Regions from separate parts of the Homo sapiens genome. Here region 2 is linked to region 1. A link is a contact called in ENCODE Hi-C or POLR2A ChIA-PET data. All regions are on one chromosome and are shown on one strand. The core of a region is the stretch at or near the end of the contact, and the rest is flanking DNA. Distances in the headings are between cores, read along the strand shown. Region 1 overlaps ARMC2 (armadillo repeat containing 2). Region 2 overlaps ARMC2 (armadillo repeat containing 2).

The links. Hi-C counts contacts between places; a loop is a spot of excess contacts on that map. ChIA-PET counts read pairs that join two places held with the same protein, here RNA polymerase II (POLR2A). Pooled maps may share reads with other maps.
Region 2: a map of heart right ventricle shows a loop between it and region 1 (3-fold over the local background). The contact joins two enhancer-like sites. A Hi-C loop is called at or near these places in 26 of 168 maps with a recorded cell type or tissue (CD4-positive, alpha-beta memory T cell, CD8-positive, alpha-beta T cell, Caco-2 and 9 more) and 21 of 50 pooled maps. POLR2A ChIA-PET finds 5 or more read pairs at or near these places in 8 of 52 experiments (A549, CD4-positive, alpha-beta T cell, Caco-2 and 5 more).

The regions. Positions count from the first base shown.
Region 1 is chr6:108,894,092-108,897,481 of GRCh38, reverse strand. ARMC2 (armadillo repeat containing 2) reads right to left here. Exons shown (of 18, transcript NM_032131.6): 6 at 2,939-3,015. Among named protein-coding and RNA genes, the nearest start is that of ARMC2-AS1, 28 kb to the left of the region's middle. RefSeq lists an enhancer at 1-496. Within about 2 kb of position 1,266, at least 12 of the 41 ENCODE cell types and tissues checked have a DNase peak (open chromatin) inside an H3K27ac peak, as active enhancers do; they include CD4-positive, alpha-beta T cell, CD8-positive, alpha-beta T cell and heart right ventricle, where a contact is called at or near this core.
Region 2 is chr6:108,941,226-108,944,381 of GRCh38, reverse strand. All of the region lies in intron 12 of ARMC2 (armadillo repeat containing 2), which reads right to left. Among named protein-coding and RNA genes, the nearest start is that of ARMC2-AS1, 19 kb to the right of the region's middle. Within about 2 kb of position 1,366, at least 15 of the 41 ENCODE cell types and tissues checked have a DNase peak (open chromatin) inside an H3K27ac peak, as active enhancers do; they include CD4-positive, alpha-beta T cell, CD8-positive, alpha-beta T cell and heart right ventricle, where a contact is called at or near this core.

The sequences.
Region 1 (3,390 bases), core at 17-2,516:
AACATTTGCAGTGCAGTAAATAGCCTTAATAGCAAGGTTTCAGATAATCTATCTAACCCAATGCAAGACTTCACCATCAGATACTAAATTGAATTGTCTTTAGGACAAATTAGTCCACATCAGTACAGATTCACAATCCCTTATCCAAAACCTTTGGAATCAGATGTGGTGTGGGATGCAGGAACATATGGATTTTAGAAAGTCAATATGGTATACACATTGCATATTACGTACCACCCCTGTAGGGTCTTCTGCGGCAGCACCCTGTAGCAAAATATATGAATATTCACAAAACCAAGACTCTAACTGACTTCCCATCAGGCTCAGGGATTCTGGAACTACAGATAGTTTGTAGACTACCATCTCAATCTTTTGGGTCATTGTTTTTATGAATCTGCCTTAACTTTGATAATTTATGGATATGGATTCTAAAAGTAAACATGAATATTCAAGTAATACAAAAAACATACTTGCTCATATTTGTGGATAACTAACCTATTCAAAGTCCAAAGTATATAAAAAATAAAATAAAATCAACATTATCAAGGTAAGTGAAAGCCAGAAAATAAGTCAGGCGAGTTATTTAATTGATACATATTTATAACACACTTAAATTTACTAGAAACCAGACTTTGAGTCCAATAAGTTCAAGTCTGCATTTTTTACCTCCTATGCAATATGCTGCTTAATAGAGAACTTCTATGAGAAACCATGACTATCAACCTGTTTTTCAGGACAAATAAAATGGATAACTTATTCACCCCAGAAAGAGCTGAATTATAGGGGTGAATCAGAAATCACAGAACAATTTATTTAACCCTTACGGGCCCTTCTGAATGTTTCTGAGATTTGCTTCTTCTCAGAACCAAAGTTACTCAGTCACTGGTATGAGGGTTTCCTTCCAACCCTCTCCCAGGAATTTCAAAGGGCACAGTTGTGTCTGGCTACAGCCTTTCCACCTCTTCATTCACGCTGGGCCTCCTCCTGCCTCCATTTTATACACAATCCCTGAGTTACTCTAGAAAATGAAGCATGGAATCATATAATTGCTTTTTAAGATACACACAAACACACAAATAATAATAAGGTTGTTTCAATCTTGGGCAACAATCTAATATTTTAGAAAGCACTTTCATCTAGGTTCACAGTTTGCTAAATATAAACATTATGATTCAACAGGAAATTGGGTAAGTCAAGCAAAAATTTCAGCATGTTTTTGAAGATTTTGCTGTCTCAGTGGTTATAGTTGTTAACCACAGCTTTGAGTTCTGGACACAAAAACCTGACACAATGTTTGGATTGGCTGATGTTTTTAGCACGTAAATGTAAAATCCTTAGCAACTATGCTGGCTCAGAAATTAGTATATCTAAGATTTTCCTGAGTAAAGAAATTCCCAATGACACAGAAGTCATTTTATTGATAAAAAACTAAATTTTGAAGATAAGAATTTTTAAAATCTACTATTTAGTATTGTAAAATCTCATGGGTACAAAAATATATGAAGAATATAACAGACATCAGTGTACCCCACACTAGTTTGGTCAGATATTAACATTTTGCCATATTTTTATCCTTTCCCTTATTTTAAAGAAATGAAACATTACAGATATGTGGCTCCCTGCATCCATTCCCCTCCTCCTCTCCCTCTAGGGGTTACCACCATCCTAAATCCACTGGTTACTATGACTACACTTGACTTCGCATGCTTACCACATGGCTGTGTATCCATAAACAATATATGTCTTTGCTTTTGCAACTTGTTTCATCTCATATTATGTTTGTACTGAATTTACTCAATATTACAATATTACAAAAGCCCATGAGTTCACTTTTGTGACAACTATATTCTATTGCATGAATACATTTTGTATCATTTCTAGACTGTGGTTTATATTGTTATATATTTTCTCAAACACTTTAAAGGCCCAAAGGACGGTCTTAATAAAGTTAATATAGTTTCATTTAAGTGAGCAATTATCTTTTTTTTTTTTTTTTTTTGAGATGAGTCTCGCTCTGTCGCCCAGGCTGGAGTGCAGCGGCGTGGTCTAGACTCACTGCAAACTCCATCTCCTGGGTTCAAGTGATTCTGCTGCCTCAGCCTCCCAAGTAGTTGGGATTACAGGTGCCCCACTCCCTCCCACCATGCGTAGCTAATTTTTGTATTATTATTATTTTTTTTTGGTAGAGATGGGGTTTCATGATGTTGGCCAGGCTGGTCTTGAACTCCTGACCTCAAGTGATCCGCCTGCCTCAGTCTCCCAAAGTGCTGGGATTACAGGCGTGAGCCACCATGCCCAGCCAAGCAATGCCTTGAACTCAAGCTTTGAACCCAAGAACTATGTTAATGTCAAGTTTTGCAACTTTCCAAATGCTTTTACAAAATGATTTCTATAAAACCATTAAGACTGTCATCTAGGCCGGGCGTGGTGGCTCACCCCTGTAATCCCAGCACTTTGGAAGGCTGAGGCAGGCGGATCACGAGGTCAGGAGATTGAGACCATCCTGGCTAAAACAATGAAAGCTCGTCTCTACTAAAAATACAAAAAATTAGCCAGGCGTGGTGGCGGGCGCCTGTAGTCCCAGCTACTCAGGAGGCTGAGGCAGGAGAATGGCATGAACCTGGGAGGTGGAGCTTGCAGTGAGCCGAGATTGCACCACTGCACTCCAGCCTGGGCGACAGAGCAAGACTCCATCTCAAAAAAAAAAAAAAAAAAAAAAAAGACTGTCATCTATAGATGTTTGAGGCATCAGAGTTGGGTAGTGGTAAGATGGTAACATTGTATGAATATAATAAAAATGTATAAAAATAAATGTTGATTTGTGACCAAATTGGACAAACTTCCTTAAGTTTCCAGTGGCCAACATAGATATCTTCAGTGCAAACATCTTTCCTTCAAGTGGAGATGCTGTAGATGAAGGAGTGTGGGGACCCCTCACCTGCTTTGGTTTGCAGCCTGCTCAGGTCTGAGCTACTGGGGCATGATGAGGCCCTCGCATGTCTCTTCCCCTGGTCCCTAGGAGGAATACATAAAACACTCAGCGCAAACATGAAAACACTTCTAATTTTGTAAATGACAAGAGTCTGCTATATACAGTTTCTTATTTATTATTTTGAGATAGGTCTCACTCTGTCATCCAGGCTAGAGAACAGTGGTGCTGTGATCATAGCTCACTGCAGCCTCAAACTCCTTGGCACAAGTGAGCCTCCCACCCCAGGCTCCCGAGTAGCCAGAACTACAGGCACATGCCACTATGCCTGGTTATTTTTAAAAAATATTTTGTAGAGACAGGGTCTCACTATGTTGTCCAGGCTGGTGATTCCTGGTCTCAAGTGATCCTCCTGCCTCAGCCTCCCAAAATGCTAGTATTATAGGAGTGAGCCACTGTGT
Region 2 (3,156 bases), core at 117-2,616, 47 kb before region 1:
AAGTCTGGCAGCGAAAATTTGTGGAAAAGACTAATGTACCATCCTGTGTTCTCCAGCTAAGAAATCATTCCTCAGCTGCCTGTGCAAAAGGCAAAGGGCCAGTGGTTCTTACCACTTACTGGGAAGCCTACATTAGCACCTGGTGGGTCTTGTCAACTTGGTTCCTACTTTGTCAGGAAGAATCACTGTCAGCTCTGCTCCTGTAGAGAAAGACTGACTCTGTGTGGCTGATTTGATTAATCACTTTAAAATCTTTTGAGGTTTTATGGGAACCCCTCTGCTGTCAATACTGGAGAAAATGGTTTTAAAGAACCACCTTAATAACTTAAACCATAGGGTCTCAAAACCTGCTGTTCATTTGAGTCACTTGAGAAGTCTCTTAAAAATAGGTTCTTGGGCCCCATCCCAGACCTGAATCAGAATCTCTCTGGGTGGGGCCTGAGCACCTGTATTTCTATTTTTAATTTAAAAAAATTTTTAATTAAACTCAAATTTTAAGTTGAAAATAGGTTTAAGGGTTCCTTTTGTTTTGTCTTGTTTTGTTTTTTTGAGACAGGGTTTCACTGTGTAACCAGGCTGGAGTGCAGTGGCTCGATCTCAGCTCACTGCAACCTCCTTCTCTCAGGCTCAAGTGATTCTCCTGCCTCATCCTCCCAAGTAGCTGGGATTACAGGCATGGGCCACCAAACCCAGCTAATTTTTGTGGGTTTTTTTTTAATTGTTGTTGTAGAGACAGAGTTTTACCATGTTGCCCAGGCTGGTCTCGAACTCCTGGCTTCAGACGATCCATCTGCCGCAAAGTGCTGGGATTACAGGCCAATCTGAGCCACCTGTGCCCAGCTAAGCACCTGTATTTTTAAAGCTCCCCAGGCAAATCTGATGATAAGCCAAGTTGGGGAGCCACTCTGATTTAAATCAAGAAAAAATTAGAAATCTCACCACTTGAATACCCATTATTTGTCTTTATAATAATGCTTTTTAAAAAATAATATGAATTCTTGTAAATATAAATCCTTATTCCTCATCAATACCCCTCACAGCACAGTTGTATAGAAAAGTGAAACCACACCACAACCCCTCCTGTCGATGGACTTGATTCAGACTTTATATACTCGAATATATAAAGTATATTCAGACTTCTCATATGTTGAAATCAGACTTTACCTTGACAAGAGAAAAAGAATGTAAAAATAATGGAAAATTTTGTGACTTTTGGTATCTTCTCATGTAATTCTAATTTTTATCCCCTTTAATGGAAAACAACAGCAGATGGGGAGGAAATATTCTACTTCTTCCAACAGCAAACGGCCCTGGTGCTACCTGGTTCAAAACAGGATTTCCCCCTCTGTGGACGGCAGCAGCGACCGGCAGCTTCCTGTGAAGCTCCCCATCCGCTGATAAGATCAGTTCAAGAGGCATGTGTAGGTGACATTTCATTTATCACTATAAAGGGTTTTTTTCTTTTCTTTCTTGTTCATTTTAGATTTCTGTTTCTATGTTTTTTGAAAACGCGATTAGCCATAAACATGATTTGATTTAAAAGTGTGTCTTAGAAAAATGAAACCTATGCTGATCCTAAATGTAGTCCTCAGGCTTTCAAGACAGAAGCAATACTAACCTCCCAGAACAAAAACAGGGAAGGTCTACTGACTCTTTCTGATTGTCTAATCACTTGGCAATGGCTGTGTATATTAAGAGACTACAAAGCTTCCAGAGTATTTCTCTACAACCCAAGTTAGTCTTGCAGGGATGTTTCCAGGAGCTGAAAAAAAAAATAATTATAGGAAGTAATAATTCTGTTTAAATAAGTTGCTGGAAGGCTGATTCAGGTCTCCACAATCAGTTCCAAGCCTCAACATTCAAGTAAATCCCAGTTGCGGCAAAGTGTCTAACCACTGCAGATCAATACACTCACATCAGAACATTAAGAGGAAAAACAAATCATATTTGATCGGCCACCTGGGACATGGGAAACATGAAACTAAGATGCCATGCTGGTCTGAAGGGATTCTGTTTTGCTTTTTATGGCAGCCCACCCATGTGAAAATTGTGGGAAAAAAATTCTTATTATTTCTTCCTCCAAACTAGGAAGAAGAAAGTACATATTTAAGGAAGAAGCACTCGAGTACTAGAAAAAATATTTTTTAACACCTTACAGGTGCCAAAGCATTTCACACACTCAAAATTCTTTCTTCCAGCACTTATGAGCTTACTTTGCCAAGCATCATCTCGGTCTATCAGGACAAAGTCTGTGTTGTTTAGGAACTCGCAGTAGTGGATAGGGCAGCTGCATAATGATAACCATTTGGAGAACCACTAAAGAAATGTTTATGAAGACTTATGGGAATTTCTGGTTAATGATTTTAGGAAGTGGTTGGGACACACAACTACTTCCTTGTAGCCTAAACTCTTTCCCTGCTCTTCTAAAATATTTTGGTTTTGAGGAAAATATAAATTATGTATTTTTCTTACTGGAAAAAAATCAAAGTAATGACTTAAAACTACAACATTTCAATCTTTATTATAAGTAAAAGTATTGAGTCAAAGTATAATTTTTTAAAAGTTAAAAACATGACTCTCATGGGCTCATAAAATGAACACACTTCAAAAGTATTTAACTCATTAATGAGGGGGCCGATACCACGGTAAACTTTGTTCCAAGCACAACTGAAGAACCGGGAATTTACAAGCACTTAAAATTTCTGGGTTATATACAAACCTGACAAATGCCTACAAAGTAATAAAACCATAACTTTTGAGGTGATCCTGTCTACCAGATTGAAACCTACAAATTAACATGTAACTTTATTGTGTCTGGTATCTAACCAAATAGTAAACAGCAAGTTCAAACACCAATATGTTGGCCTAGGGAATTAATCCCTGATTGGGTCATTAAACAATGCCCTGGCATGCCTTTGTCAGGACATGCCTCCACCTATTCCATACCTTATCGCTAAGATTTGTATAGTTTTTCTTAATAATAGTGAAGTGGTTAAGGCCATAGGCATACTGCTTGGGTTCTTAGCTCTGAGTGTACTAGCTGGGGGTATCAGCTATGTTAAAGTCTTAAAAATGTTGCACTGATGAGGGAGAAATTGACTGGTCTTGCTTGGGAGGCCTCACAGGGGAGCAGACAAGAGAGCTACAACTTGAAAT